4 separate regions of the Mus musculus genome follow, and regions 2, 3 and 4 are each linked to region 1. Evidence: chromatin loops called from intact Hi-C (ENCODE). Cell type or tissue: heart. All regions are shown on one strand. Region 1 overlaps Orai3 (ORAI calcium release-activated calcium modulator 3). Region 2 holds the start of Stx4a (syntaxin 4A (placental)). Region 3 overlaps Prss36 (protease, serine 36). Region 4 holds the start of Zfp668 (zinc finger protein 668).

What was found. Peaks named below come from ENCODE experiments on the same cell type or tissue, not always from the same donor. Only the 100,000 strongest peaks of a DNase experiment are listed, where the experiment ranks them.
Region 2: a loop joins it to region 1, with 2.1 times the contacts of the local background. A loop is called at or near these places in 4 of 42 quality-filtered maps.
Region 3: it touches region 1 in a loop (2.7-fold over the local background); 6 of 42 quality-filtered maps call a loop at or near these places.
Region 4: it touches region 1 in a loop (2.0-fold over the local background); 5 of 42 quality-filtered maps call a loop at or near these places.

What each region holds. Positions count from the first base shown.
Region 1 is chr7:127,771,984-127,776,983 of GRCm38, forward strand. Orai3 (ORAI calcium release-activated calcium modulator 3) reads left to right here. Exons shown (of 2, transcript NM_198424.3): 2 at 1,574-3,167. The coding sequence ends at 2,218. Among named protein-coding and RNA genes, the nearest start is that of Setd1a, 2.9 kb to the right of the region's middle. In heart, a CTCF peak has its summit at 2,192 (motif pointing right); DNase peaks (open chromatin) are centred at 2,168 and 4,648; H3K4me3 peaks cover 1,388 bases; H3K27ac peaks cover 824 bases.
Region 2 is chr7:127,837,364-127,842,363 of GRCm38, forward strand. Stx4a (syntaxin 4A (placental)) reads left to right here and starts at 4,445. Exons shown (of 11, transcript NM_009294.3): 1 at 4,445-4,705; 2 at 4,901-5,000. The coding sequence starts at 4,676. In heart, CTCF peaks have their summits at 712 (motif pointing right) and 2,707 (motif pointing right); a DNase peak (open chromatin) is centred at 4,328; H3K4me3 peaks cover 1,567 bases; H3K27ac peaks cover 1,554 bases.
Region 3 is chr7:127,933,473-127,938,472 of GRCm38, forward strand. It overlaps Prss36 (protease, serine 36), which reads right to left. Exons shown (of 15, transcript NM_001319147.1): 7 at 3,117-3,366; 8 at 2,853-2,982; 9 at 2,293-2,531; 10 at 2,030-2,193; 11 at 918-1,155; 12 at 667-808; 13 at 95-360; 14 at 1-20. Among named protein-coding and RNA genes, the nearest start is that of Prss8, 5.9 kb to the left of the region's middle. In heart, no CTCF peak of the experiment used is centred here; DNase peaks (open chromatin) are centred at 248, 739, 2,099 and 3,109; H3K4me3 peaks cover 1,920 bases; H3K27ac peaks cover 2,153 bases; H3K27me3 peaks cover 547 bases.
Region 4 is chr7:127,873,606-127,878,605 of GRCm38, forward strand. Zfp668 (zinc finger protein 668) reads right to left here and starts at 3,231. Exons shown (of 3, transcript NM_146259.4): 1 at 2,442-3,231. It overlaps Zfp646 (zinc finger protein 646), which reads left to right and starts at 4,096. Exons shown (of 3, transcript NM_172749.4): 1 at 4,096-4,502; 2 at 4,965-5,000. In heart, no CTCF peak of the experiment used is centred here; DNase peaks (open chromatin) are centred at 2,176, 2,616 and 3,366; H3K4me3 peaks cover 3,959 bases; H3K27ac peaks cover 3,233 bases.

The DNA of each region.
Region 1 (5,000 bases):
TTAAACAACAACAAACATGGTATAGCGTATAGCACACCTATAATCCCAGCACTTGAGGTAATAAAAAAGAACAAACAAGGTTGTTCTTGGCTATACAGAGAGTCAAGGCTAGCCTGGGCTTCATGAAGTCCTATCTCAACAAACATTCAATGTTCAGTACCTGGTATAGTGGCAGTTGTTCATATAAGAAAAGGCATGTTAGACTGCACAGTGAGCTAGTGACAGGATTTTTGACTTCAGCAGCCTGGCTTTAAAGCCCAAACTTGTCCATCAACACAAATGTTTGCAAAGTTCAGGCTAGCTGGGTGGAGTCACGGTAGACTCCCTGACCTGTCAAACATGAGCAGCCATGATTCATCCTGCATAGTTGGCACATTGAATGCAGCCCCGGTGTGACCAGATATGACAAGCTTTTTAGATTGATCTGGAAACGTGAAGCTTATTGGAGTTTAAGAGATGGCAGTTACTACCTTCTGGGTTTTCTCTCTTTGTGCCTTAGACATTAGCATCAACTCTAACAGTCTGTGCCTGGCTCTAGTCATAGAATTTAATGTTTAGCATTAACTTTCTCACTGAGACTATTGTCCCCATTTTTCAGGTAGGAAACTGAGGGAGGCACTTGCTCAGAGATTACACAGTTGTTCAAGGTCATAGGACTGTAACCCTACTCAGGACATTGAAGTAGGGGGGTAGTGAATTTGAGGCAAGTCTGGACTAGTAGGCTGTTGTGAGGAAACTACAAATTGTAGAACTGAGAACAGACCCAAACAGCTCAAGATTTTTGCTTGCTTTGGGTCTATAGTGACTTTTCTTTCTTTTTTCTTTTCTTTTCTTTTTTTTTTTTTAAAGAGGGTCTCTATGTAGCCCTAACTGTGGCTTGGTACTCTTTAGTTCTGGGATTAAAGGCACTTGTCACTACACCCAGCAGTTTCGGGTTCTTTTTTTTTCCCCTTGGTTTTTCAAGACAGGGTTTCTCTGTGTAGCCCTGGCTGTCCTGGAACTCACTCTGTAGGCCAGGCTTCGAACTCAGAAATCCACCTGCCTCTGCCTCCCAAGAGCTGGGATTAAAGGTGTATGCCGCTGATTGGGTTGAGATGAAGTTCCAACCACTGGGAGAAGCCTAGGCTACTCTCAAACTTGAGATCCTCCTGTTTCAGCTCCCACATGCTAGAAAGCATGCAGTGCCACACCAGCCTGAGTCTGCTTTTTATTTTTTATTATGGGTTGGAGATTAAACCTAGAGTGATGTGAGTGCTAGGGCTGCTGAGTCTACTTTTTAGCCAGTATATTATAACCAGGTAAAAGCTCAGAAAAATGCCCCTTTGAGACTGAGGTGAAGTCACGCAGGAAAGCTGAGGCAGCAGGATCACAAGTTTCAGCTCAACCTGCACTACCCAGCAAGCTCCAGGCTAGCCTAAATTATAAGAGCAAGACACTACCAAAAAGGGGGCTGGGATGAGGAAAGCTGAGTATCTTCTATGCTCTAAGTTTTAGGATGTTGTAGTCATGATTCTAAACAGGCAGAGCAAAACATGTTCTAGGGACTCAAGTGTCTTCCTTCTTGTGCCCACAGGTGGCCATGGTGGAGGTACAGCTGGAGAACGATCATGAATACCCACCAGGCCTGCTGGTGGCATTTAGTGCCTGCACCACTGTGTTAGTAGCTGTGCACCTCTTTGCACTGATGGTCTCCACATGTCTGCTGCCCCATATTGAAGCCGTGAGCAACATCCACAATCTCAACTCTGTCCACCAGTCACCACACCAACGACTGCACAGATACGTGGAGCTTGCCTGGGGCTTCTCTACTGCCTTGGGTACCTTTCTCTTCCTGGCTGAAGTTGTTCTGGTGGGCTGGGTCAAGTTTGTGCCCATTGGGGCACCCATGGGTAAACCAGCTCCTGTTGTACCTATGTCCCAGGTGCCACCTGTGACTGTCTCCCTTAGTTTAGCTTCTAACCTCACACCATCCTCTGCTTCTATTACCACATCACAACAGCCTTCCAAAGCCTGTCCACCCCGGCAAGTGTGTGATAGTGCTCATGGACCAGGCTGGCAGGCAGCTATGGCCTCCACGGCAATCATGGTACCTGTGGGACTAGTGTTTATGGCCTTTGCCCTACATTTCTACCGATCCTTGGTTGCCCACAAGACAGACCGCCACAAGCAGGAGCTGGAGGAGCTCAGTCGCCTGCAGGGGGAGCTGCAGGCTGTGTAAGCCTGGCTTTAGACTGTTGCAAGCATTGCCTCAGAAACCCCAGGGATCGACAGACCTCCTTCCTTGCCCTAGGCTGGAGCCACCTCCTGTAAGCTCTGAGGTAGAGGCCAAGTACCTGCCCAGCAGCATCCCACACTCCCAGGGATGATCCCTGTCATCATGTTCTGGTGGGTTTTGTAAATTCTGCTCTGCTTGGGGAACTGTTTCAGCCTAAGGATCCTGGGTTAAATGAGAGGAAAGAGGCCCGCCTGCCTTAGTGAGATCCCTGGTGGTGCTGAGCAGTTGTTTGCTCCTCCAGGAAGGTGACATGTCTGCACAACTGTCCTCAAGGCAATCAGCCCTTGCTTATCTGTATAATCTGCTTTGCAGTTGGCATCCTGGGAGAGATTTTACAGGGCTCCTCAGATGAGCCACTTCACCCTTGGTGACTTGTGGTGGTCGTTCCACTGCCCTAGGCACTGACTGTCTGGCCAGAACTGGGAGAGGAGGAAGTATTGACGAGTGGGAGATTGTGCAGCTACTTGACAAGGGTTGGTGAGTTGGTAAGGGAGAAGATTCAGCCCTTAGAATGCAGAACTCTTCTTCAGACACTGATTTTTTTTCTTTTGTTTTGTTTTTCAAGCCAGAGTTTCACTATGTCTGTTGCTCTGGCTGTCCTGGAACACTCTCTGTAGACCAGGCTGGCCTTGAGCTCAGAGATGTACCTGCCTCTGCCTCCCATGTACAGGGATTAAAGGCATGCACCACCACCACCTGACACTGAGTTTTTGATGCACCTTGTTTTGTAAATAAAGTGTGTCTCACATATGTTCCTATGGCTATGAATGGGATGAAGGTGAAACCTTGGGTATGGTTCTTTGTTCCTAAGGGCCAGATGGAGGTAATATGCTTGATAGATGGTATGAGTCCATCAGGTGCTGACAAGATCTGATAAACTTCTGAATGTGGTAAACAGTTATTCCCAGACTAAGGCCTCTGAACTCTTGTTCCTAAACTTGGGATTTGTGTAAGCTTCTTTCTTGAATGATCCCTTCATCTTATGGGACGATTCCTAAGTTCTCTCAGTTACTCATCACAGACATTTCAATAAACAAGTTTTATATTTCCCATTTTTAAGAGGCAGCTGAGGCCAAGAGGCTAATCTGGCCCTAAGCCACAGAGTTAGTCCATGACCTCAATTACCTTTACTATGGTCAAGGGATTTCTGGGAGAGAGAGGAAGGAAATTGGTACCCTTCGATTGGGATAAATCAAAGGGACCTCAGCTCCTGTACCTTCATGTGCATCTTTTCCTCAGCCTCAGAACTTGAGAGTATAAATCCTACCGTCTAGTCGTGATAGACCTTGTACAGACTCATTTTCTTTTATTACTTGAAATGGTCAGTTAAAATGTGTAAAACCAGGCTCCAATTTTTCCTACCACTGTTATGATGGTTACAGTCAGTCTTTTGTGACAGATAGCCATCCATTCTGGAGGTATAACCTGAAACTAAGGAAAGTCAAAGGCTTGCCCAGCAGCCTATAATGAGAGGCTCTTGTAGAGGGCCACTTAAGGCATCTTCAGCTCAGAAGCCTTGGCAAGAGTGCAGTTCTTCCAGAGACCAGAGAGCCTGTATTCATTCGCTGGATGAAAAGGGTGTTGAACCTTGGGACGATCTCAGTTTTGGGTTCCCAAGTGAAGCTTGAACGAGGTCTGTCCTTAAGTTTCGCAGCGGGATCCTATGAGCATAGGTAGCCCTTGCCTAAAAACTGCTCAAGAATAACCGGGTTACATCAGACCTTTACTTTTTATAGGATCTACTTAAGGGTCTTTATGTTTCTTTTAAGCTCAACAGAACCCTGATTTTAACCACTGAACATTTTTTTTTTTTTTTTTTTTTTTTTTTTTTTTGAGACAGGGTTTCTCTGTGTAGCTCTGGCTGTCCTGGAACTCACTCTGTAGACCAGGCTGGCCTCCAACTCAGAAATCCACCTGCCTCAGCCTCCCAGGTCCTGGGATTAAAGACGTGTACCACCACTGCTCGGCTCAGAAGGAACATTTTAAAACTAGCCCAAGGGAGGTGTAACTAGGGTACTGGCCTAACACGCAGAAAGCCCTGAGTTAGATCTCCCAGCATGCTATAAACCGGTTATGGTGTGCACACCTGTAATTCCGGTACTCAGGAAATAGAGGCAAAAGGATCTGGAGTTCGAGGCCATCCTCCGTTATATAGCAAGTTCGATGTCATGCTGTCTGAAAAACAACAGGAGCCCGAATATAAAAGCGGGAAGGAACCGATCATTTCACTCTGTGCGTCGGTAGGCAAAGCGCCTGAGTCACCCCTCCTGGTTGTATTTTTCCACCTCCCACCCCTCCCAGGTTTTGGTGGATTCTAAGGGAAGCAGCCCGTTACGCCGGGCTCCGCACGCCTGGCCACGCCTCTCTCGTTAGCCCCGCCCACAACCGGATCGGCAGATTCGCTACCCGACTCCTTAGGATTATTTGGGCAGCTTTTCTTGTCTGAAAATTTTCAGGAAACGCCGAGAAGACTTCTTCCTTGTAACCATTTCGCACTAAGTAGGAAGTGTGCTGTTCCTTGAGTCGTTCTACTGAAAAAAAAAAAAATCCAGGACTAGAGGTCGACTCTGCCAACAGGGCTTGGCGAGCCAGGCGTCATTTTCTTGACTCTACAGCAGGTGAGAAGAGGTGACGGCCAAAGCCCAGGACGGTGGCGAATCTGCACTGCAGCCTCATAGGCATTCGGGCTGCGCAAGGAAGGGGCAGGGAAGAGGAGCCGAGGAGC
Region 2 (5,000 bases), 65 kb after region 1:
ATTAAAATGATAAAAATGTTTACATTAGAGCCTTACACATATTAATGTTATGCAAAATTTAAATGCAAAAGAATTGCATTCATTTGTGACTAGCTAGAGTGTGGCAGGCCATTGAGGGTGCTGGGGACGCAGCAGTGAATAAGGCAGGTGAATTCCTGTCCTCACAGCAAATAATCAGTGGTAAGCAAAATGTAGAGCCTGAGAGGCCTGAGTGGAGACAGAAGAAATGTACAGGATTGGCAAGACTGCTACACTGGCACCTGGTGCACAGTGGGGCTCAGGAGATAGAAAGGGAAGGAAAAATCCTGGACCAGCAGCAAAGTAGAATCTCTGACAGACACCTGGAGACTGAGATCCTCAGAGGAACGAGCGCCATCCTCATCCCCACTTAGCAAGAGCAAACACACAGCGCTATCCCAAGGCAGGCACCGTTTCATTCTTGTATTGTATTAATCCTTATCAAACACTAGTTTAATGGTATTGCTCTCATTTTTTTTTCCCAGTTGGGAACTAAAGCAAAGAGGCTAAGTAACCTGACTCATAGAGGTGACCCTAGGCCAGGTCATCTGGGTCTAGTCTGGGTGTGATCAGACCTGTAGGCAGAGATGATGGGACAGGTTGTTGTTGTTTTAATTTATTTTATTATTTTTTTAAAAGGTTTTATTTATTTATTATATGTAAGTACACTGTAGCTGCCTTCAGACATTCCAGAAGAGGGCGCCAGAGCTCGTTACGGATGGTTGTGAGCCACCATGTGGTTGCTGGGAATTGAACTCAGGACCTTCCGAAGAGCAGTCAGTTCTCTTAACTGCTGAGCCATCTCTCCAGCCCTGTAGGGACAGGTTGTTAAGCCTCAGGACAGTGCAGAGCTTGAGCTTCAGACAGAATGGAAGGAATACACACACACACACACACACACACACACACACACACACACACACACAGACTCACTACAGTCAACATAGGATTCGTAGGTATGAGAGTCCAAGAAGAATACAGGCCTGAGCACTAGGGGCTCCACCCAGTGGCCTGTTGCTCCATACATCACTCCACTTGGGGGCTGTCAGCATCATGAGACCTTGCTAGTCAGAACTAGCCAGGTTCCAGCCGCCTGGGATCTTTGTATCTAGCCTCTTGGGACCTTAAATTATCATCTTAAAAACCTGTGCTCATGGGCCGAGCATAGTGGGGTACACCTTTAATCCCATCACTCTGGAGGCAGAGGTAGGCAGATCTCTATGAGTTCCAGGACAGCTAGGGCTACAAACAAGCAAACAACAAGAAAAAAAAACTTGTGATCATACACAGAGACCACAAATGAAATAGTAACGACTGTTGTAACCTTGAGATACTTTAAAAGAAGCACCGAACCGCAGCTGAGGGCCAAGAGGCTGGCAAACAGGCAGGTATGGTGGAAAGGCCCAGAGAGAGATGAAACTCACAGGAGCAAAGCCTAGAAAGGAACCTTACCCATCTACAGGCTCCTACTGCCGTAGTCCTAACCTTATCCTTTGGAAAATTTCTGTGGTTTTCTGAGACAGGGTTTCTCTGTGTAGCTCTAGCTGTCCTGAAACTCACTTTGTAGACCAGGCTGACCTCAAACTCACCTGCCTTTGCCTCTGCCTCTGCTGTCTGAGTGCTGGGATTAAAGGACTGTGTTGTCACTGCCCAGCACCTAAACCTTTCTTGATGCCATCCAATTCTTACCTTTAGCAAGGAAGAAACTGTCAGACCAAGTTGTCAAAGGAGGAAATTGAATTTCAGAGGGAAACAATGAAATATTCAAGGCAGGGCTAGGTGACAGGTATCCAAGAGTCCCTCCACGCCCTTGTAATACTAACTAGAGAATGAGGTGGAGAAGAGAGTAGGAGAGAGTATGAGGCCGGCAGCAGTTAACCAGAGGCAGCAGCTAATATGCAAGCATACCCTTACAAAGTTCTTTTTTTGTTGGTTTTCTTTTTTTTTTTTTTTTTTTTTTAAAGATTTTTTATTTATTATTATAGTAAGTACACTGTAGCTATCTTCAGACACACCAGAAGAGGGAGTCAGATCTTGTTACAGATGGTTGTGAGCCACCATGTGGTTGCTGGGATTTGAACTCTGGACCTTCGGAAGAGCAGTCGGGTGCTCTTACCCACTGAGCCATCTCACCAGCCCCCTTTTGTTGGTTTTCTTTTGGGTCCCTGGCACCTGGGAAGACCGAGGACTTACATGTGGAGGCTATCAGAATCATGAGACCTTGAAAGTCAGACCCCACAGCAGGCAGTTTTCTCCACATTGTCTTCAGGGGACCAAACCAGGCAGACTGGGCTTCTGAAGAAACGCAGCAACACTGCATTCCCTGAGTGGGGTGGTCAGCGTCAGAGGATCCTCACTCCCTCCTTCCCAGTTCTAGGCGAGCTATACTCTAAAGGGGAAAGGACCAACGCCCCATGCATGGGGTCAGGCTGCATGTGACAATTTCCAGCCTTTTATCTAAAAGATTTAAAGATTTATTTATTTATTATATGCAATTACACTGTAGCTATCTTCAGACACCCCAGAAGAGGGTGTCAGATCTCATTACAGATGATTGTGAGCTACCATGTGGTTGTTGGGATTTGAACTCAGGACCTCAGGAAGAGCAGTTAGTGCTCTTAACCATTGAGCCATCTCTCCAGCCCTAAAGATTTTATTCATTTAATGTATATGAGTACACTGTTGCTATCTTCAGACACACCAGAAGAGGGCATCAGATCCCATGACAGATGGTTGTGAGCCACCATGTGGTTGCTGGGAATTGAACTCAGGACCTCTGGAAGAGCAGTCAGTGCTCTCAACCTCTTAACCGCTGAGCCCTACAATTTGCAGTCTTGATGACCTTCCCAGTCCTTTGCAGTCACCCCTAGTTCAGAGATGGGAGACCAAGGTCCAAAGACAAACATGACTCTCCAAAAGTCCATAGCAACTCAGAAATCTAGGCTTCTCGCCCAGAACCAGAAAGGGACTGACTATTGTTTCTTTTGATGAACTTTCAGGTATTCAAATACCCATTTTTAGCTGTTCTGACACCTGCTGAGGGACTTTGGGGGGTGCGGGGGGGGGGGAAGCTTCTATACAATAGAAGTTCCACAGGGCACAGGACTTTGGTCTGTTGGTCCTTGATATGTCGCTAGCCCATATCAGTATCTATTCCCTAGTATGTATGTGTCCAATAAATCTATCAAGTGAATGTATTTCTGGAGGGTCAAAGCTGGGGAAATGAAGTCGGGCAGTGGTGGTGCACGCCTTTAATCCCAGCACTCCGGAGGCAGAGGCAGGCGGATTTCTGAGTTCGAGGCCAGCCTGGTCTACAGAGTGAGTTCCAGGACAGCTAGGGCTACACAGAGAAACCCTGTCTCGAAAAACAAACAAACAAACAAACAAACAAACAAACAAATCTGGGGAAATGGCACCGTGAGAGAAGCGTAAAGAAGATCAGGAAGCCACGGGCTTTAGTTTCAAATACAGGAAAGGCTACTATTCGGATCAAATCTTCTATGCAGGACTGCTATGTGGCAGCTACCGAATTTGGTGTTGGGGATTCCGTTAAAGAAAAGCAAGTCATGCTGAGACGTCAGCTGTAAGGCAGGGCTGCGGAGGTAACAGTACATTTTTCTCAGTCTGAGCTGCTCTGGAATTGTCGTGCTGCTCAGAAGGTAGCGAGCTCAGCGGGACTGCAATGCTCACTCGGGGCATAGGCCGCCCACCTGTCAGAGGCTGTGCCAGGAGGACGCGGGGGAGCAGCGGGGGGAGCGCCACCTTGGCTGAGGTCACTTCCCACCCCCAGATTCTCTGCCTACAAAACCCTGCAATTCCCTGACGCTGGAGACTCGGGTCTTATTATTTCCTGATTTCCAAGGTCTCATGATACTGACAGCCCCAAATGCAAGTCTTCACTTTGCCCACGCCCGAGGACCCAAAATTAAAACAACAAAAAAGTGAATTCTACAGAGCATCCTTAGTAGGTGGCTGAGAGTAGGCAGTGTACCCTTCCCCACCTCGAAGAAGCTGTTGGGGCACAGCTCAGACGCTGGGGTGTCGGGGACGTCGCGAGACTGAAGCCCGAGACGTCGCTGACAGGCCGGAACACATGACTGGCGGTCGGGCGTGCAGCCCGCGGAGCTGGGCCCGGCCTGTCACGTGATGAGGGGGCGCCATGGGGTGATGTGAGATACGAGGCTCTCAGACTGCGTGCAAATGACGCATTCCCAACCCTTTGGGCAACTAGATCTCGGCTCCAATATGAGATGTTCCGGTAGTGGGGGGGGGGGGAGCAGCGGGGCGGGCTCTGGACTCAGGCAGCCTCGCTTCCGTTCGGCTGCCACTGCTTCCGACCTCCGCCTTTCCCTCTAGCGAGGACGAGCCGAGCCCTCGCGCGCATGCTCGGAGTCATCCCCCGAGGGGCGGGGCGGCAGCTGCGGGAGCAGGATGGGGGGAAGAGAAGGGAATTCCAACCTGTAGAACTTTGGGGGTCCTATGATCGGGTTCTTCCCCACGACTGTGGATGGTGAAAGGGGTGGGGCCTTTGGCGGCTCCGGGGTGTACTGGAGTTCGCTGGGTGAGGGAGGGGGTGTCAAGTGTGAGAGAGGTGCAGGACTTCCAAATTTAGAACCTTGAGGCCCTTTGGGCTCGGGTCCAGGGCACTCCGACCACCATGCGCGACAGGACCCACGAGTTGAGGCAGGTGAGAAACCGGGATGGTGAGGACACCCTGGAGTGAGGAGAAGCGGGGCCGGGCGGGCGCGCTGGAGTGAGGACTCCTGGTTTTGGGTCCCGGGCGGGTGGCTGATGGCCAGGAAGGAAAATCCCGGAAGCCCATGGTTCCTGCGGGGCGAGAACCGCAGCGAGCAACTGTCGCCAATGACTCCGGCCCTGGCAGGGGGATAACATCTCAGACGATGAAGATGAGGTTCGAGTCGCGCTGGTGGTGCACTCAGGTGCTGCCCGGTTGGGCAGCCCGGACGACGAGTTCTTCCAGA
Region 3 (5,000 bases), 160 kb after region 1:
GACAGCAGCAACTACAGGAACTAGAGAGGAGAGAGAACTGTAAAGGGTTCTGGCCCGAGGTTACTCCTTATTCCCATGACCCAAGGACTCTCACCTCTGTCCTGTGGGTTCTTCCAGCCCAAAACCCAGCAGCTGGCCCCTGAAGGAATACCCCCTGGGTGTAGGCAGATGGGAAGAGCTGATGGGGAGGGCTCCACCCGAGAGTTCAGCTCCAGTAGAGCCAGGGGGGGTCTAAGTCCTAAGTGCCGGGGCAGACGGATGCTGACGACAGACCGAGATACCTGGTGGCCCTGTGGGAGGGAGCTGACCCCTGCCCGGCCAAGATATACTTCAATGTAGGGCACTGTTGTAGAGCCCAGCCTGTGAGAATAGGAACCAGTATCAGAACCAGCATCCTGTCTTATTTCTTCCATAGCTGGTGAAGTCCTTCCCAGCAGAACAGGGCTGAAGTGGTCTCTAGGACCACCCACCAACTGCTCTGTGATTCCTCTCTCTTCTGCCTTCTCAAATCTAACCAAACCAAACCACCCCAACAAAAACACCCACGGCGGGGGGGGCTTTCTCTGTGCTGTGTGAGCCTAAGCGTGATGACGTCCTACTGCTGCAAGAATCCTTCATCTATCACCCAATTTTCCTCACCTTGCCTCCTAGCTAGGAGAGACCCACCTGAGAATACAGTGAGTGGCTGCTAGGACCCAGCCTGGGGCCACCAGAATCCCAGTGCAGACTCTATCACCAGTCACATGCACCTCCGTCAGCCAGGGCCACAACACACCAGCTGGAGTGGATTTTGGCCTTAGGCCACAGGCTAGAGAGAGGCGGCCATGTCAGAGGGAGTCCCAAGGCTGCCCCCTAAACATCTCGCCAGGACCTAAGAATTACCAGGAACTCCTGAAGCCTCACAGACCCCTGCTCACCACCGTGCTCAGTATGTGTGGGACAAGTCTGTTTCTCGGTCTCCTCCCCTTCAGGGCCCCAGTCCCAGGTTAGCTGGTCCTCCAGGTAAGCTCCCTGAGTCACATGACGGATCCACGGACCATGAGTCTGCATTGGGGAAAAGGCTCGGGGTCGGAGACAACCATCTGAGAGGGTTCTGTATCCTGCCAGGAACCAGGTCCCCTCCTCACGGCACAGAAGGCTCCAACTGGAATCTTTCTGCAGAAAACACTATTATTACTCACATGAGTGTAGGCTGCAGGCCTATAGAGCCTCAGCTTGGAGGGCTTTGCTGGTTCTCCTTTCCTGCAAGAACCCTTCAAGCCAAGTTCCAGTGCTGGTTTGTATAAAACTCCAGCCCTCACTTGACAAACCCCAATACCTTCTCTCCCATCCCCTCTCGTTTTCGAGACAGGGTTTCTCTGTGTAGCCTTGGCTGTCCTCGAACTCTGAGATCACTTGCCTCTGCCTACTGAGTGGTAGGATTAAAGTCGCAGTGTACTTGGTTTCAACCCTTTCTTCAAACTGACAAGCTCAGGTTGGAGAGATGGCCCAGTCGTTAAAGAACTTGGTTCAGGAGGACCCGGGCTTGGATCCCAACACTCATATTTTTAAAAGGAATTATCTGAGCGCAGTGGTGCACACTCAGGCGGATCTCTGAATTCATTTGAGGCCAGCCTCATCAACAGAGTAAGGTTTTTTTTTTTTTTAATTTAAAAATTTTATGTATTTTTCTTTTATGTGCATTGGTGCTTTGCCTGCATGTATGCCTGCGTGAGGGTGTCATATATTGGAGTTACAGGCATTTGCGAGCTGCCATGTGGGTGCTGGGAATTGAACTGGAAGAGCAGTCAGGGCTCTTAGCCACTGAGCCATTTCTCCAGCCCCTACACAGTTCTAAAACAGCCAGGAATACACAGAGGAACCCTGTCTGGGGTAAGAAAAAAAAAAAAAAGAGGAAGGAAAGAAAGAATAGAAATAAGAGTTTTGGCACCATGCGGAGGCCAGAACGCCCCGCTCCGTTCTAGCTCCTCCCACCTCCAGCTGGGTCCTGGTCCGGACGAGATTTCTGCAACGAGTTCCTGCTGCTCACCCAACATAGGCCCGCCTCTTCCTCCTCCTGGTAGGCGGGACAAAGCAAGTGCGGCGGGTCTCCTGGCCGCGGCACGGTCTCCCCCTGGCGGCCGTACAGGCAATGACACCACCAGCCGTTCAACAGCTGCGCCTCCAGCTGCGCGCTGGAGCCCGGGGCGAGTTCTGGGAGAGAGATGAGCAGCGAGGGGTCAATGCGGCCGCCCGCGTGGGTTCCGCTCCGCCCATCCCACCCAGTCCTTGGCCCCGCGCGGCCACGCGCACCCCCGCGTCCCCAGCGAGCCAGGCGGCAGTGGCTCCCGGGCAGAAAATAGTGTTCGTGGTGGGGCAGGCACACGGCACTCGGGGCCGCGGTCAGGTTCACGCGCGTCCTCAGCTGCAGCAGCGCCAGGTCCGAAGCGAAGTCCCTGGAAGCGTTCTCGTGCGCCACGAGGCGCGCCACCCTCTCCTCCTCCGGACGGGAGGGCAGCAGCACCCGCCAGGTCTCAAAATCGTGGGGTGAGCTGTCAGAGGTGCGGGGCTGCTGGGTGGGGAAGCTGAGGAGCGTGTGCATTCCGCATACTAGATGCAAAACTAGCTTCCCAGGCTTAGACTGCGTCTCGGGGTTGGAATACTGTGTCCGACACTGGAACCCCGCCCTTACTCTGTTATTCTGGTTCTCGCGTTCTGGACAGAGCCACCTACCCGCCCTTGCCAGACTCCCAGGCTTTACGTTGGATTCTATATTTCCTACGACTTCACACTACAAACTGAGGTACAACTCTCACCCCAGAGGAAGGACTGAGCCAGGGGAAAGAGTGCCCGATGTATGGATTCTCACTCACTCCAGAAAGCAGCTGGCGGGTGCCAAGACCCATCTGTCAGACACCAGAGCTCCATAGCAGGGTGTGGAGCCTGGTACGGTCACTTGGGCCTCCCAGGGCCAGGTCCCCGGCCTCGGAGCCTTCCCGCACTCTTAAGAGATGAGAGGCCTGGGTCAGGGAGTCTGCAGAAATCCTTAACCCTGCAGCCTCCACCCCAATTCGTATCTGCCCAGCCCAGCCCAGCCCAGCTCAGCTCAGCTCAGTGTCAGTGCATCTGCCGTTCACCTGGTTGAGCAAAGGTACAGTTTTCTTCTCTGGGCTCCCAGGGTCCTGACTGTGGCTTCTGGAGCTGGCTGGGAAAGACAGGCCCAGGTTCTGAACCCATCACGTGTTCCCGAATCCACGACTCATAGGGAGCCACTGCAGTGAAGACCCCAGGGCGGTTCCTCCGTCCACAGCCAAAGCCAAAGCTGGTGATTCCGGCCAGGAACCATCGGCCTCCGTCCTCACAGACCAGCGGTCCCCCAGAGTCACCCTAATGATAGATGACTCAAGTCAGAGATTAGTTCAAGAATTCTTACCCCATTTTGGCCTAACATATAGCCACCTTCTGGAAACCTTCCTGAGCTATCTTCACATTTGTATTATCTACAACTCTACTTAGAGGAAAGTCCGGTAAAACAGAGCCACAGACTGGCTAAAGCCAGGAGACAAGGTCTCATTGGACCTGAATGATTCTTGGAAATAATTCACCCCTAAACTATTCTCCCTGATTTCTGAGGTTTTTTTTTTTTAAAGATTTATTTATTTTTATTTATATGAATACACTGTAGCTGTCTTCAGACACACCAAAAGAGGGCGTCGGATCCCCATCACAGATGGTTGTGAGCCACCATGTGGTTGCTGGGAATTGAACTCAGGACCTCTAGAAAATCAGTACAGTGCTCTTTGTTTTTGTTTTTGTTTTTGAGACAGGGTTTCTCTGTGTAGCCTTGGCTGTCCTGGAACTCACTCTGTAGACCAGGCTGGCCTCGAACTCAAAAATCCGCCTGCCTCTGCCTCCCAAGTACTGGGATGAAAGGCGTGCGCCACCACTGCCCTGCCAGTACAGTGCTCTTAACCACTGAGCCATCTCTCCAACTGGATTTCTAAGGTTTCTAAGTTGCAGCTCCCAAGGTTTTGTTTTGGGCTGGGCTTGACCCCAGGGTCTCACAAATGCTGAGCTCTGCCCCTTTAAAAAGTAAATTGAGAAAGCTGGGAGGTGGTGTTGTATATTTTTAATCCCAGAACTCCAGAGGAAGAAGCAGACAGATCTCTGAGGTCAAGGCCAACTTGGACTACAGAGTGAGTTCCAGTGTAGTCTCTAAAATCAATCAATCAATCAATCAAATACTGAGGGGTCTTGCTCACCTGGTGCTTGCCTTACAAGTTTAAGGTCCCAAGTTCCATTTCCATAACCCATGTAAAAATGTCGTGACTTGAGCTTGCAAGTCCACTACTGTAGAGGCATAGACAGCCAGTCTAGCCTAATTGGTGAGCCCAAGGCCAATGAGAAACCCTGTTTTGATTGTTTGTTTTAAGTTTTCAAGACATGGTTTCTCTGTGTAACAGCCCTGACTGTCCTGGAATCTGATTTGTACACCAGGGTGGCCTCAGAGTTGCAAAGCCCTGCCTGCCTCTGCATCCCGAGTGCTGGGTGAAAGGCACGTGCCACTGCACCTCTGCAAGAGACCCTGTCTTAAAGGAGGTAGACTGTATGTCCAATGACACCTGAGGTTGTCCTCTGCCTGCACCCCTGCACACACACATACAACACCGCCTCCATATGCACACACTCAGACACACAAACACAAAAAATAAATTAAAGCCAAGGTACATACCTATAGTCCTAACACATGGGAGATGAAGGATCAGGGCATAGTTATTTTTAGGCTAACCTGAGCTCCAGGAGACTGTCTCCAAACAAATAAACAAAAAATGGCTAAAGGTCATATTGAGTGTAAAATGCACACACAATAAATAAATGTAAAGACATTGAGAGATACTAACCGAGTAGAACTAGGCAATTATTATAGCTAAAGGAGCATGTATGGTGTCTATATCTGTAGTGCCTGCGATTCAAGAGGCTGAGGCTGGAGAGTCACTTAAGTTCAGGAGTCAAAGACCACC
Region 4 (5,000 bases), 100 kb after region 1:
ATGTAAGCATCAGGCATACACTTGGTACACATACATACATGTAAGCATCAGGCATACACTTGGTACACATACATACATGTAAGCATCAGGCATACACTTGGTACACATACATACATGTAAGCATAACACTCATATACATAAAAAATAATGAAGGTTTTCTTGTCTACCTTGTTGTTGGAGGGGGTGTGCAGGATCTTACTATGTAGCTCAGGCTGGCCTTGATTCTTCTTCCTGCCTTAACCCCCTCAGTGTAGGGATTACAGCTGTGAATCCTGTACTTTGGCTCTATGTCTTTCTTCGTGGCACTGTTTGCAATTTCTAGCTTTGAGACAAAGTTTCACTATTAGCCTCAGCTGGCCTGGAACTCTCACCTGAGTGTTATAATGTTACTATGTGCACCACCACACCTCATATACTCCTTTCAGATAATGAGATGTTTATCCTAACTACATTTTAACTTCAAAAACCTTTTCTTTTAAGGTGCCGGCTTCCTGCCATGGATTACACATCATGTGTATTTTATGCACACTTAACTGACTTCTTTGACTTAAGTTCATGTCCTGATGCCTTAGAAGCCTGTTATAGCTGAGTATCTGTCTTCTAAAATTCTTATGTTGAAGCTCTAGCCGCACCAAGACTGTGTTTGCTAACAAGGTCTTTTCAGCAGTAATTAAGGTTCAATAAAGCCCTAAGGGGAGAGCTTCAGGCCGGAAGGTTAGGTTCCTGTTCTTGGGGCAAGAACAAGAACCCAAGATGCCCCAGTAGGTAAAGGCGTTTTCTGTCGAGGCTGAGTTGTATCCTCAGGACCCACATGATGGAAAGACAGAACCAATTCCAGTAAGTTGTTCTCTGACCTCCACACATGTGCTACAAAAACACACGAGATATAAGAGATAACACAGAAAAGCCAGGCAATTACCACAGACTTAGCTGGTATTTGAAGCCAAGTAGTCAGATATGGACATTTCTGCCATCTGTCCCCTTGACTATTGTAGCACTAGCATATGTTATTATTTGGTTCTTAATTTTTCACCTCCAGCAATCGGGTCCAGGGAACTTTGTTCTACGCACCTGTTACTCCAAAACTGTTTGGTGACTGAGAGCAAACTTCTGGTGGAATTCACACCCAGGTCTATAGCCTCTGCCTCTTCCACTGTAGGAGTTTGTGAGAGTCAGTCACCAACTATTTATTAACTTAAATGCCCCGTTTTTTACAAGGTCACATGGTTCAAGTATCACCCTAGTACTCCAATTTGTTTACTGTTGTGATGAAACCCAGTAAGAGAGATGACATTTTAATTTCTCACACGTTAATGAGACTCAGTGTCCCCAAAGCTGGGTTTGAGGGAGCAGCGCAGGTGTGGTAAAAAAAAAAAAAAAAAAAAAAAAAAAAAAAAAAGAGGCATCTAGATATAATCCTCAAATAGGTCAACATATAAGCCTCCCAAACCTTGAGCCTTTTGATGAAACTGTGTTGTGGTGAATGTTTAATGATATCCTAGGCCTAACAACCAGTCAGCTCACATGATCCCATTTTTCCACCCTCAGATTCTGTAGCAGCGTCCACTCTGGTCAGCAACCAAAGCTCCATCAACAATTCACAAACTTTACCACCTCCATATGCAATTCCCTTTGTCCCTCCTTTTCCTTCTCCCATGGGAAGATACTTGCATGCTTCCAATACTCCATTCCCCACAAAAATAATAACGAGCTGTAAGATGAGGGATGCATCGCGCTCGGGGACTCAATTTCTTCAGTGGAATAGTGGAACAGCATACGGGAGTTTGCAGGGCAGTAGGGCCTACCAGACTCTCTGAGGAGGGACAAGACCTGCAGAAACCCAGCGCTCCTCGCTCTCTGCAACCGTGTTTGTGCGGGTGTCCTCGCCAGACAGGCAGCCCCCGCAGAGCGGGGCTGTATGCTGACTCATTTGGGACTAAACCCTAGGATAACGTAGCTTCGGCGAGCGGAACAGGGCAGAATGAATGAAGAAGGAAGGCATGAAGAAATGAATGGACGGAGGATTCAGAGCAGGACAAAGACCTGCAAAATGGCGTTCTTTAGGACCGCGGGAGGGGCGGGCAGAACCTCGGACTGGGAGGGGGGGCGCAGCCGCCAAGGACTCGGCGACGAGGCCCTCGCCACTCAGACAAAAGCCCGGAACATGGCGGACTCTAGGACCCCCGGGTCCGCGCCGAGCAGGGCCGGCAGTCGCGTCCGCTGAGCCTGGGCATCCAAAGCACTGACCGGCGGGCACCGGGCGGGTTCTAGGACCTGCTGGGCCCGCAGCCCGCCCGAGGCCGCTCACGGCTCGCCCCGCCCGGGATGCTCGCGCCTGGTCAACTCCGTCCGCTCGGCAGCACACGTGAAGCCGGGAGCACCCCAAACCGCGTCGGGGGCCGCTGCCCGAGCCCCCGCGACTTCCCGCCGGCGTGTCCTACCTGGATCGGTTTTCGCAGGCTCCGCAGCTTTGGCGGCGGTGCCTGGCGCCGACGGAGCTCGGGACAGTCGGAGAGGGGCAGGCGCTAGGACCCGGAGGGAGGGCGGGGAGGGGCCGCCGGGCAGACGGCGGAAGTGGAAGGCCGCCTTCCTTGCTCGGGAGGAAGGAAAAACTTAGGGAAGCAGCCCCGAGCCTGCGGAAGCAGAGAAGTATCTTGCGAAGGGTTTCTGGGTGCTGAGGGGCTGGCACGCCGGGCTGATTGACGGCGGACACCCGCCAAGTCGCCGGAAGCGTCTGCAGGAGCTAGGAGGTGGGACGATGCGGAGAGGGCGCTCGGGCTTTGTGGTGCCCGCGTCCACGTCGAGTCCACATTTCCTCTAACAGCGAGGAAAGGACTCAGCGAGGATCCCTCCACGCCAGCCCTGGGAAGAAGCTTTTATGGAACCTCGTGAAAAGTGTCACCAAAGCGCCGTAGCCGGGGCTGCAGGGTCTTTCCTGTGACCGTACTGCCCGAATAAGCACGCGAAGGGTTTCAGCAGCTCTGGACGGAAGTGTGGCTTAAATCCATCCGAACGCCGCGCCGACCTGCGTGGGCGGAGCCAGAGCTGCGCCCGCAGCGGAGCGTGGGGGCTCACGCTGCCTGGGAGCTCCAGCATTCTGGAAATTGAGGCAGGAGGATTGCTCCGAGCTCGAGGCCGGCCCGGGCTGCAGAGTTAGACCCAGTCTCAAAACAACAAAAAGAAAACAAACAGTCGGGCCCACCCGGAACCTAGCGCCGGAAGCGTGTCCGTGCGGAAACACTGCCCGCGGGAGGGACAGGAAGTGTTCCCAGGCGGAAGTTTCGCGGGGAAGCATTAGCATCTAGGACACTTCCTGGTTCCTGGTAACAATAGGAAGTGTCCGCGGAACTGGGCTAGACTCTGGGTTCATACCAGCTGTCCCTGCTCCCTCTACCTCCTCCTCTCTCCCGCACCTTTCCCTCAGCTACCACTCCCGGGTACCCTGGCTGAGTGTGCGTGTGTATGGGCTCGAGAACTCTCGCACCAGCCACCACTTATGGCTCGCGGCTGCAGTTAGGGTAAGGGTCCCAGTGCGCAGGCGCGCTCCCGTTCACGACCTCCAACGGACGCGCCGGCGGCGGGAACCAGAAGGCACTCCTGGTGCGAGGTAGGGATCTAGAGAAGAAATTGGCAGAAAAGACGAGTGACTCTACAGGAATGTGATGGTGGTTGGTTAGGAAAAGGGGACTCGAGTGAAGGAGTTTTGAGAAGTGAGAATTCTGGGACCAGGCTCAGCTGGTGAGATTAGAAATAGTTGTGCTAGGGTCCCAGGAGACTAGTCAGCCCCGGAGAAAGGCCAGATGATGTGGCAGAAATGAATAGCTGCTGCTGGTTTTGGAATGAAGGTTGCCTCTTGAAGTGAGTTTATGTAAAAAAACGAGGTAACACGGCTTTGGATTTAGTGGTGTAAATGTACTTACAAGCTTATCATAGTGTCGCATGATTCTAGTCCCAGTTTGGGAAGCGAGGGCTACATAGTAAGACCCTGTCTGAAATGCCACCCACCCACCCCAAATACACTTGTGTAACAGCAGTGCTTGGCCCATGGTACTGTCCAGCCTGAGTTGCTATCATAATTTAGAGAAAAAGTAGAAGAGGGAATGAAAAGTGTTGGAGACAGCAAGGTAAGGTAGGTAGGGGATAGAAAAGGCAGAGAATAAAATGAACTTTCAACCTGAAATGGAATGGGATTAAATGTACTTAAAGGAAGTAAAACTAACGCCTAACAGGGAAACAGTGTGATGCTGAAAAGGCCAGGTTCATCCCTAAGAGGGCCTCTACCTTCTACAACACATAGGTGACCACTGAAGCCAGGTTCGTCCCTAAGAGGGCCTCTACCTTCTACAACACATAGGTGACCACTGAAGAAAGCAGCTGCTCTGCCATTCTTTTCAGACCACTCGGTTTAGCTGAAGAGTGAAGAAAGAAAGGTTGCACGTCTGTGTAAGGCCTGCCCAACAGTCGTGGCTGTCTCCTTCAATCTCAACTCTCAGGAGTCTGAGGTAGGAAAATTCATAAGTGTGAAACTAGTTTGGGCGACTGAGGGAATCCCAGAGCAGCTTGAACTTTACAGTGAGCTGAGACCATATCTCAAAAGCAAATAGTTCTGGTTCGTTGTTACAAAAACAAACACACACCTCATAGATTTTTGTTAGGTTGTCAGAATGATAGAGTGCACAGTCTGAAGATCAATAAGATCCATTATATATAACCTAAAAAACAAAATCAGTCTGTCTAGGCTCCAGATTTTATTTTCCTTATTTCTCTCAGGCTCTAGAGATGACTTAAACCTGGGGGAACATTTCTAGGAGTTTGTGCATAGCGAGGCTTTCTGAACCTCCAGACCTAAGAGAGAGCGGGTCCCTTGGCATGGATGTTTGGGGAACCTCTTTGCGACTTGCTTTAGTAACCAAGAAACAAAACTGACTCGATCCTTCCTTCTGACTACTGTCCCCCCTTTCTAGGCCTCAGCCCTTCTGCAGAGAGAATGCTGCTGCCAC